Linked DNA regions of Homo sapiens: regions 1 and 3 are each linked to region 2. A link is a contact called in ENCODE Hi-C or POLR2A ChIA-PET data. All regions are on one chromosome and are shown on one strand. Each heading gives the region's core, a stretch centred on a gene start or an enhancer-like site at or near the end of the contact. The rest is flanking DNA. Distances are from core to core; before and after follow the strand shown.

Evidence for each region. Hi-C counts contacts between places; a loop is a spot of excess contacts on that map. ChIA-PET counts read pairs that join two places held with the same protein, here RNA polymerase II (POLR2A). Pooled maps may share reads with other maps.
Region 1: a map of naive thymus-derived CD4-positive, alpha-beta T cell shows a loop between it and region 2 (11-fold over the local background). The contact joins the promoter of G3BP2 here to the promoter of DCK in region 2. A Hi-C loop is called at or near these places in 1 of 168 maps with a recorded cell type or tissue (naive thymus-derived CD4-positive, alpha-beta T cell) and 7 of 50 pooled maps. POLR2A ChIA-PET finds 5 or more read pairs at or near these places in 1 of 52 experiments (B cell).
Region 3: a loop to region 2 is called in a map of naive thymus-derived CD4-positive, alpha-beta T cell, with 11 times the contacts of the local background. The contact joins the promoter of MTHFD2L here to the promoter of DCK in region 2. A Hi-C loop is called at or near these places in 2 of 168 maps with a recorded cell type or tissue (CD8-positive, alpha-beta T cell and naive thymus-derived CD4-positive, alpha-beta T cell) and 9 of 50 pooled maps.

Annotation. Positions count from the first base shown.
Region 1 is chr4:75,672,031-75,674,730 of GRCh38, forward strand. G3BP2 (G3BP stress granule assembly factor 2) reads right to left here and starts at 1,381. Exons shown (of 12, transcript NM_203505.3): 1 at 1,178-1,381. RefSeq lists enhancers at 261-1,238, 671-910, 1,191-1,480, 2,217-2,700.
Region 2 is chr4:70,992,040-70,994,933 of GRCh38, forward strand. It overlaps DCK (deoxycytidine kinase), which reads left to right and starts at 1,610. Exons shown (of 7, transcript NM_000788.3): 1 at 1,610-1,887. The coding sequence starts at 1,797. RefSeq lists a silencer at 1,346-1,685 and an enhancer at 1,856-2,035.
Region 3 is chr4:74,156,511-74,159,467 of GRCh38, forward strand. It overlaps MTHFD2L (methylenetetrahydrofolate dehydrogenase (NADP+ dependent) 2 like), which reads left to right and starts at 1,608. Exons shown (of 8, transcript NM_001144978.3): 1 at 1,608-1,771. The coding sequence starts at 1,629. RefSeq lists enhancers at 747-1,505, 1,506-2,262.

The sequences.
Region 1 (2,700 bases), core at 131-2,630, 4.7 Mb after region 2:
CGTTTGAAAGACCAGAACAAGGTACAGAGCCTTGAACCTAAAACCACAGTATCTTAATCCAAGTTAATATCCCACAACAATCATACAGGGAGAACAGGACTTTACTATTCCAGCTAAAAGTGCAAGTGCCTTTTTTTTGTTGTTGTTATGAAGGAAAAGGCACTCTCCTCCCACCCCCCAAATCCGTTAGAACATTAAGTATGTCTTGGGGAAAAAAGCTGATCTATGCAGGAAATTATAGACGAAAATCTATATTCGCCCCAAAGCGGCAAAGGGCCATCTTAAGAAATCTGCTTTTAGAGACGCAGGAAAAATTCTATCAGATTCCACTAACAAAATCAACACAATCTAGGGAAGCTTCTGTTCCTTTCTGTCCCCCCATCCCAACAAAAGCGGGAACCCATCCCCCAAAAGCCATTCCCGAGTCAATAAGGGATCGTCTGCATAAGAGGGGGACGAAGAAGGCGCACGTTACAGTTCCAGTATCCGAACACGTTCGGATTAAACCCGCGGTGGCAGGGAGAGGGGGGTTGGTCAAACACGACGGAACACTAGGTACTGGGTAAGCGAAGCGGCGGCTGCCTTCAAACCCGGATTCTGTTTCCGTGCACAGAAATGGTGCCCGGAGGCCGCCACTTTCGCATCTGCGTCGCTTCTGCCTCCGTCGACACAACCTCTTTTCCCCTCCCCCCACGGGCGGGGTGGCGACGGCCTCTCCGCTCCGAAGGAACAAGGTACAAGAGCCGAAAACGATTCGGAAACAGGAACGGTGGGCTACCCACCCTAAAACATCCCCTCCAGAAAGCCTGCTCCCACACTTCCTGTATTAAGCTTCCATCAGCGCGCCTTCGGGAGCTGCTGCGTGCCTCCCCCCCCACTTCGCCACCTCATCCCCAATAAACCTCAACCCCACCTGTGCACTCGGAGCCCTCTGCCCGCAAGACGCTCGCGGGTCACCTCCCTTCCCAGGCGGCCTCCCACCCCTCACCTAGAGGAAAGACTGGTCTTCTCTCACGCACACACGGCACCGTAGGGAGCCGGCAAGAACAATGTCTCTGCCGCTACACCTCCGGCTCCCGGGCTCACACACCGGACGATTGCCTCGCGCCGCGGAGCGCGAATGGAATGTCCCTTTCCGACCACCACACCGACCTCCCCTCCCGGCGCCCGTACACACCTCCAGCCAACGGCGGCGGCGGGTACGTCGCGCGGAGGTCAGAAGAGTCGCTGAGGACCGGGTGCGGCGGGTTCTTATTGCTCGCCGCCCCCTTCCTCCGACAACTCGGAAGCCTCGGAAGCCGGAGAGCCGCGAGTTCGTCTGCCTCACAACCACCTCTTCCCGGGCGCCAGGCGCTGCGACGTGCGACAAGGACCACGGACGTCCCGCCCCCTTTGCCACCGCCCCCTCTTATTGTTTTACCCCTGCCGAAAGGGCCAGGGAACCCCCGAGCACAGCGTCAGCCAATCACGCATCTCCTCCAGAGCCGGACCCAACCTTCCCGTGTCCCTCTGCGGAGCACGCGCAGTACGCTGCCGCGCTCGCACACGCTCGCGCCCGGAAAGCCGGGGAACCGGAACCGGCCTAAAGCCAAGATAAGAGTCCGCTGATTTGACGTCACAAGCAGGCTGCCTTTCTCCGGTCCCGAGGCTCCAGCCTTGCCGCCCTTCTTCCTGATCGCGCAAGCGAGAGCTGGTTCGCAGCAACGCAGTGTCTTTTGTAGACTGATATTCTGGTCCTTTTTATTAATGGGAAGGAGGGAATTTAGTAATCTCTCTGAATAGGTGTCTGCAGGTTGCTGCTGTAGACGAGCTTAAAATGCAGCCGGTGATTTCAGCTGTTTGCACACTAAACTCACCTACATTGTTTACTTAACCCATCCTAGGTTTTAAGCCCCATTAAGAGGCCCTGCAGTAAAGGAAGAACATGACGTGGGCTTTACAGAGGGGGAAAAGACTATTTCTTTGTGTCCTTGTTACGAATTTAGGCATGGCTAAATATCAGTAGATACTAAAGCATTTTACATACTAAAGCTAAAAGAAGGCCTGAAATACAAGGATTACAGTCCTGTTCTAGCTCTAAGCCCAGACTTGCCCCCAGGGTGAGACACTGGTGACCTTGTTTCATGGACAAAGCCAAGCCAAATCTTGTAGTCAAGGAAGCCACTTTGCATCTTAGGTCTGGCAGTGTTTTCAGAGAATACCGAGATAGCACAGGAATTTTGGAATGAAGGACTGAGGAAGTGTTCAAAGAAACGGAAAGGAAAAAATACATTAATGAATGCTTACGAACTAAACATGGTGGACGCAAGCATGTACATCTCATCAGTTTTCTTCGCAATCCTGTAAGGGCAATTTTAAGGTATTTGGCATGTTAAGACAATACGTCAAATACCTTAAATATTGGCAGAGGCAATGCCAACATTAGGGCCTCCAAAGTCTACAATATCTTTACCTTTAGACTGCTTAAAGATACTGTTATATGCAAAATATTTGGGCAGACCATCACTTTAATGAAATCAACCTGATGTTTTTCCTTAAAGCATCAAAATACATTACATGCCGGCTGTCCTTTAATATACTGGGCTTATATACCAGGCATTCTTGTAATTATACAGCCTTCTGAGCCTCACAGTAACCCTATGAGCTAGTTGCTATATGTATGTACATATATATATATATATATATATATTTTTTTTTTTT
Region 2 (2,894 bases), core at 360-2,859:
GGATTCACATTTTAATTTCTGCTCTTTATTTCTGAGGATGGAGTCACCGTTTTCCCCTTCTGGCTACACATTTAGATGCATTTCAGGTCTGATGATAGTTGCAATGTAAAAAAGAATAGCAAGGCCTTTGGTTTCTGTAGACAATTTGGACCAGATAACTTCCAGACTGGGTAATATCCGGTTTATTAGTGTTACTGGATGGGAAGTCTTGACTGAGTTGTCTGGGTTTTTGGCGTGTTGAACAAAGAATTGAACAAAACGTAGAAACAAAGCAACAAAAGAAGCAACGAAAGACAAAACAACAAAAGAACGAAGTAACAAAAGCACAAATTTATTGAAGCGAACCAAGTGCTTCAAGAGTCCCAATTGCAGTGTTCTTAAGGGTTACTAGGCTAAAAGAATTTGGTAAATCCCTAGGTGCCCTTTACAGTCGTCCAATTGGTTGCACCCTATGAAGGATTGGCCTGCGACCAATCAGAGGCTGAAATGGAGATGGCCGAGGACAATCAGAGGCGATGTGGAAACTTCTGTCTTGTAATCACAGGAGTGAAGGTGTGGCCTGTATGCTGCCTAGTCTTGCCTAGAAATTGCTGCACCTGCTGTTCTTTTGCTTATGCCTTAACCCTTGGTTACCCTAATTCCCTATTCTCTTGCCTCATTAGGTCTTTACCCTGACTAAAAATGCACTCATCTAGCTGGGACAAATCCTACACTGCATTTGTCCCATCTAGATGAGTATTCTAGCAGAGTACATGGCACATGAGTAGGCATTCAAAAATTCAACATACAGTACATTTTGTTACCTATGTGCCAGGTGTCGGGCAGGCTGAGTTAACAGCTGAACAGAAACCTACCTACCCAACGTGCTAACTTCTATACAGCATGGTCGTGCATCCAAATCAAATGGAAAGCGGTATGGGAGATCTGGAAAGGCCTCCTGTGGGTGGCATCTGACTACCTAAATTCCCATCCCAGTTTCACTTACTGACTTTGACACTTGGAACAAGCAGCCTCTCAGTGCCTGTTTTCCCACTGGCAGGTAAATGGGCTAATGACGGTATTTCTGGCACTAGACTTCGTTAATTAATGAAAAGCACATAGAAGAAAACAGCCTGGCTCTCTAAGTGGGCAGTGCGATTCCCAAGGACGGCACTTCGCCTGATAGTCTTCCTCTAGGCTGAGAAGCCAGAGTAAATCCATTTGATTTTCCTACCACACAGTGCCTTCTCCCCAGATGAGTTCAAAGCTTTAAGTCTATCCAGTTCTGTCCAGACGCGTCTGTTCATCTCCAACAGGCCCACTAGAGAGGCGGGTTTTCCAAAGCCTGGCACGGCCCACTGCAGGTGACGCCCTCTGCCCTCCAGCGCCCTCAGGCCTCTGGGGTCCACCCTTCCTCCCCACCCGACTCCGGAACCTCTTCCCGCGCCCTGCCCGGGCGCCTGGCTGCTTGGGGTAGAGGCCTTCCGCCACACGCGCGGCCCCGCCCCGGCCTTCACGTGACCTGGCGTGCGGAGCGCGCACGCGGGAACCCGCGCTGGAGGCGGGCGAGGGCCGAGGGGCAGCTAGGGAGCGCGGCTTGAGGAGGGCGGGGCCGCCCCGCAGGCCCGCCAGTGTCCTCAGCTGCCTCCGCGCGCCAAAGTCAAACCCCGACACCCGCCGGCGGGCCGGTGAGCTCACTAGCTGACCCGGCAGGTCAGGATCTGGCTTAGCGGCGCCGCGAGCTCCAGTGCGCGCACCCGTGGCCGCCTCCCAGCCCTCTTTGCCGGACGAGCTCTGGGCCGCCACAAGACTAAGGAATGGCCACCCCGCCCAAGAGAAGCTGCCCGTCTTTCTCAGCCAGCTCTGAGGGGACCCGCATCAAGAAAATCTCCATCGAAGGGAACATCGGTAAGGAGCCTCCGGAAATGTGGGACGCAAGGCTGGGGTGTCGCGGCAGTGGCTGAAGCTTCCCTTCGCCGCATCTCTCTGCAGCAACTCGGTGAGGGCTTTCCCTCCAGCCTGGCGGTGTGGACGCGGCCTCGGCTTCCTTTCCCACCCAGAGCATCCTTCCCTTACCTCCCGCTCCACGGGGTGACTGCGGTCCCCGGGGTCAGACTGGGCGCCAGGCCTGCGGTCTCTGTGAGGCGCGCTTTGAACCTCTGCTCCCTCTTTGTTGGGAACTCGCAAAGGGAAGCGGGGGAAGGGTATTAGATTTCTTGAGGTGTAACTTACATTAAATTCACCCTTTTTAGGTGTACTCTTCTATGAGGTTTGACAAACATTATGCCTTTTGCTATCACCATGATCGAGATACAGAACATTTTCATCACCTTAGAAAGTTCCTACCTGCTCCTTTGTATTCAGCCCCCTCCACCCTTCCTATTCCCTGGCACCCACTGATTTGATTTCTATCCCTGCAAGTGTTGCCTTTTCCAGAATGCCATATAAATGGAATCATAGGCTATATCGCCTTTTGTGTCTGGCGTCTTTCATTTAGCATAATGCTTTTGAAATTCATTCATGTTACTTGTGTCTGTAGTTTGTTTCTTTTTATTGCTGAGTAGTATTCCATTGCATGGATGTACCATCGTTTATCCATTTTCTAGTTGTGGACCTCAGGGTTGTTTACAGTTTTTTAGCTATATTATTAGCGAAGCATTGTTTTAGCTATATTATTAACGAAACTCGAAACATTCGAGTACAAGCAAAGAGGTCTTTAATGATCTTAATAGCATGGAGTTCCTCACCCCTTACTCCACATCCAAGTAAACATTGGATTATGATTCAAAGACCACTAACGTTTCTGTTAACTCAGATGGGGGGCAGACTAGGCCATGCCTGTCACTTTGCAAGATACACACCAACGTCCGATTCTTCTGTATCTCCAACCACAGGAAACCTACCCCTGAAACTTC
Region 3 (2,957 bases), core at 358-2,857, 3.2 Mb after region 2:
TATAAACATTCATATGGTGGTTTATTGCAGACATATTTTAAAATCAGTTGGGTAAATACATAGGAACATGGTTGCTGGATTGCATGGTTAAATGATATTTAGCTTTGTAAGAATCTGCCAAACTGTCTTCCAAAGTGACTGAATCATTTTTTTATTCACCAACAATGAATGAGAGTTCCTGTTGCCACACATCCTTGCCAGCATTTCGTATTATCAATTTTTTGGACTTCAGCGGTTCTAATGGGAGTGTAGTGGTATCTCACTGTTGTTTTAATTTGTATTTCCTTAATGATAAATGATATTGAATATTTTTCCATTTTTTTTGACCTCTGTATGCCTTTTTTGGTGGGTGTTTTCAGATCTTTTGCTCACTTTTAACTGAGTTGCTTTTCTTTTTTCTTTAATTGTTGAGTTTCAAGAGTTCTTCGTATATTTTGGGTGTAAGTCTTGTAAAAATGTTTTGCGAATATTTTCTCCCAGTATGTGATTTGTTTCTTTATTAACAGTGTCTTTTGCATGGCAGAAGTTTAAATTGTTTTTTTCTTTTATGAATTGTGATTTAAGTGTTTTATCTAAAGTCTCATTGCCAAACCCAAGGTCACCTAGATTTTTTCCTGTATTTTCTTCTAGGCTGCTTATTTGTGTCAAATGGATTTAGATCAGCCAGGAAAGAGTAGGGTATCCCATTCTTATTGATATGATTTTAAAGAGCATATTTTCTGACAGTCTATGATTTTAAAAAACAAGTTTTCTCAGTAAAAGTGCAGCTATGAAAGACGTTGTTCTGACTCAACAGCAGCAGCCTGACCTTGGGAGAAAAGTTGTTTCCTGTTAACTTCCCAGCTGGTTTTATCTGTGACTGTTTTTTGTGTGTCTGTCTTAATTTGCAAAATGAATGGACAGTCTAATGTTTTACTTTTTCAGAGGGAGCAGATATTTTGCTTCCTCACCACACAAGCTCACCACACAATGCAGGGTTCTTAGCCTGCATCGACTTGATCATAACTCAGGAAAAGACAGATATTGGTCAATATTTCCTTCCAAAAGTGGAGATGATAAAGTAGAAGTATAGAAATCCTAAAGTCCAGACCTTCCTTGTTCAGCCAGGTTTTGCTCCTTCTCCACACACCTTTGTTCTTTTCTCCAACTTCCAAGGAATCTCACAAAGGAAGTGGGAAACAATGAACCTATTACTTCTTTCCTGCTTTAAATCCAATTCCACGTAGTCACGGAGACTGTTGGGCAGGATCTCTGGCTTGGTGGAAAGTGGGGCGTGCTGCCTAAAGTGATAGTTTGGAGGCCTTCTCTGTGCCGTCGCTATGGGAATGCCAGCTATATGTTGGCTGGGTGCGGGGCCCAGTCGCCAGGCCACACTGCACGCTTCCACATCCTCAGAGGGCCCGGGACTTGGGTCCTGGCCCCGCCCCCTGCGGACCCGGCACTCTGTCAGTTCCGTCCCCGGTCCTGGGAACCGCTCTTTACCCCACTCTGCGTGTCTGCCGGAACCTGGCTGGGAAGCGCTACTTGCTGCCCTGCCAGCCCGGGTGAGGGCGGAGCCAGGCCTCCAGCCGCGAGGACTGGAGTCGCGGGAGGTGGAGCCCCAGTCCGGAAGCCGGGGATCCGCGGCCATGACGGTGCCGGTCCGCGGCTTCTCGCTGCTCCGCGGCCGCCTTGGCCGAGCGCCGGCGTTGGGCAGAAGCACAGCACCCTCCGTAAGGGCACCGGGAGAGCCCGGGAGTGCGTTCCGGGGCTTTCGGAGCAGCGGTGTGAGGTACGAGGGCTGCGGGCGCCGGGTGCGGAGCCGCTGGCGGTGGGAGGTCGGCGGGGGCGCGGGCGGCGCTCGCGCGCGTGGGGCCCAAGGCTCGTGGGCGGCCGCGCGGCGGCGGGCTGGGTCGAGGACAGCCTTGTCTGTGAGGTGGCCTTGCCGGTCGCGCGGGCGAGTCGCAGTTGCCTCAGCTTGGGGAACGAAAACGTGCTCTGCTCTGGGCTCTCGCACCAGAATGTTCCATCTTTGCAGCAGGTGCACTTGATTTAGGAAGACATTTGAGGCACTAAGAAAAGGTAGTATAAAAACACGTGGTCGGCTTGGTCAAACATTTGTTTTTACTTTGGTTATTTTAGTGTTTCGTAAATAAAGGAGTAGGCGTTGTGCAGATGACTTACTAATGTTTGCGTTTCTGAATTCCTTTGTTAATAGTGTTGTCTAAGTCTTTTCCAACTCTAAAATTATTTATGGTTTCACAAAACCAAATATCAATCCAGATTTCTCAGTCTTTTCATGTATGGCTCTCCCTCCCTAAACCTCTGTCAGGTGATGAGACTTAGATTCATTACATGTCTTGGTTGCTGGCAAGAACCATGCAAATACAACAGGGTACGCACTCTTCTATCTTATGCTTTACCAGTCTTAGTTGCAAAATCCGTCTTAACAAGATGAAAATATATCTTCTTGACCCAGAGCTTGTGAGTCCAGAAGAGCCTCTGTTTTCAGACTTTCAGGGCTTCCAGAAATGCGCTTTCATTGCCATTTTACGTCCAAAATTGTGTCTCACTCGAGTTTTTGTATCCGCCAGTGCCCAGCACAATCCCTAGAAAAGCAATGACTGGTAACGTGGAAACTTAGATACTGTTTATTTAATTTAAATCAGTTAACTCCCTATTGTGTACATTTAGATCTTAGTCTCGAGTGTCTGAATTTAAAAATTACTTCCTATAGGATTTGCTTTGGACATAATTTCTTGTGACTAGGTCTTCCACAAGGATATGTGAGAAAATAACAGTGAATCAGAGTTGTGTAAGCTGTAGTAGGTTGGGTAAGAATGTTCCACTTAGTTTGGAACTACCAGCTAGATCTACTACCTAGGAAAAGCAGATTCTGTAGAATTCTATTTGTTTTAAAGAATTGAGGAAATTATTTGCCGTCACTCTAAATTACTTGTTTGTATCATTATTTTTTG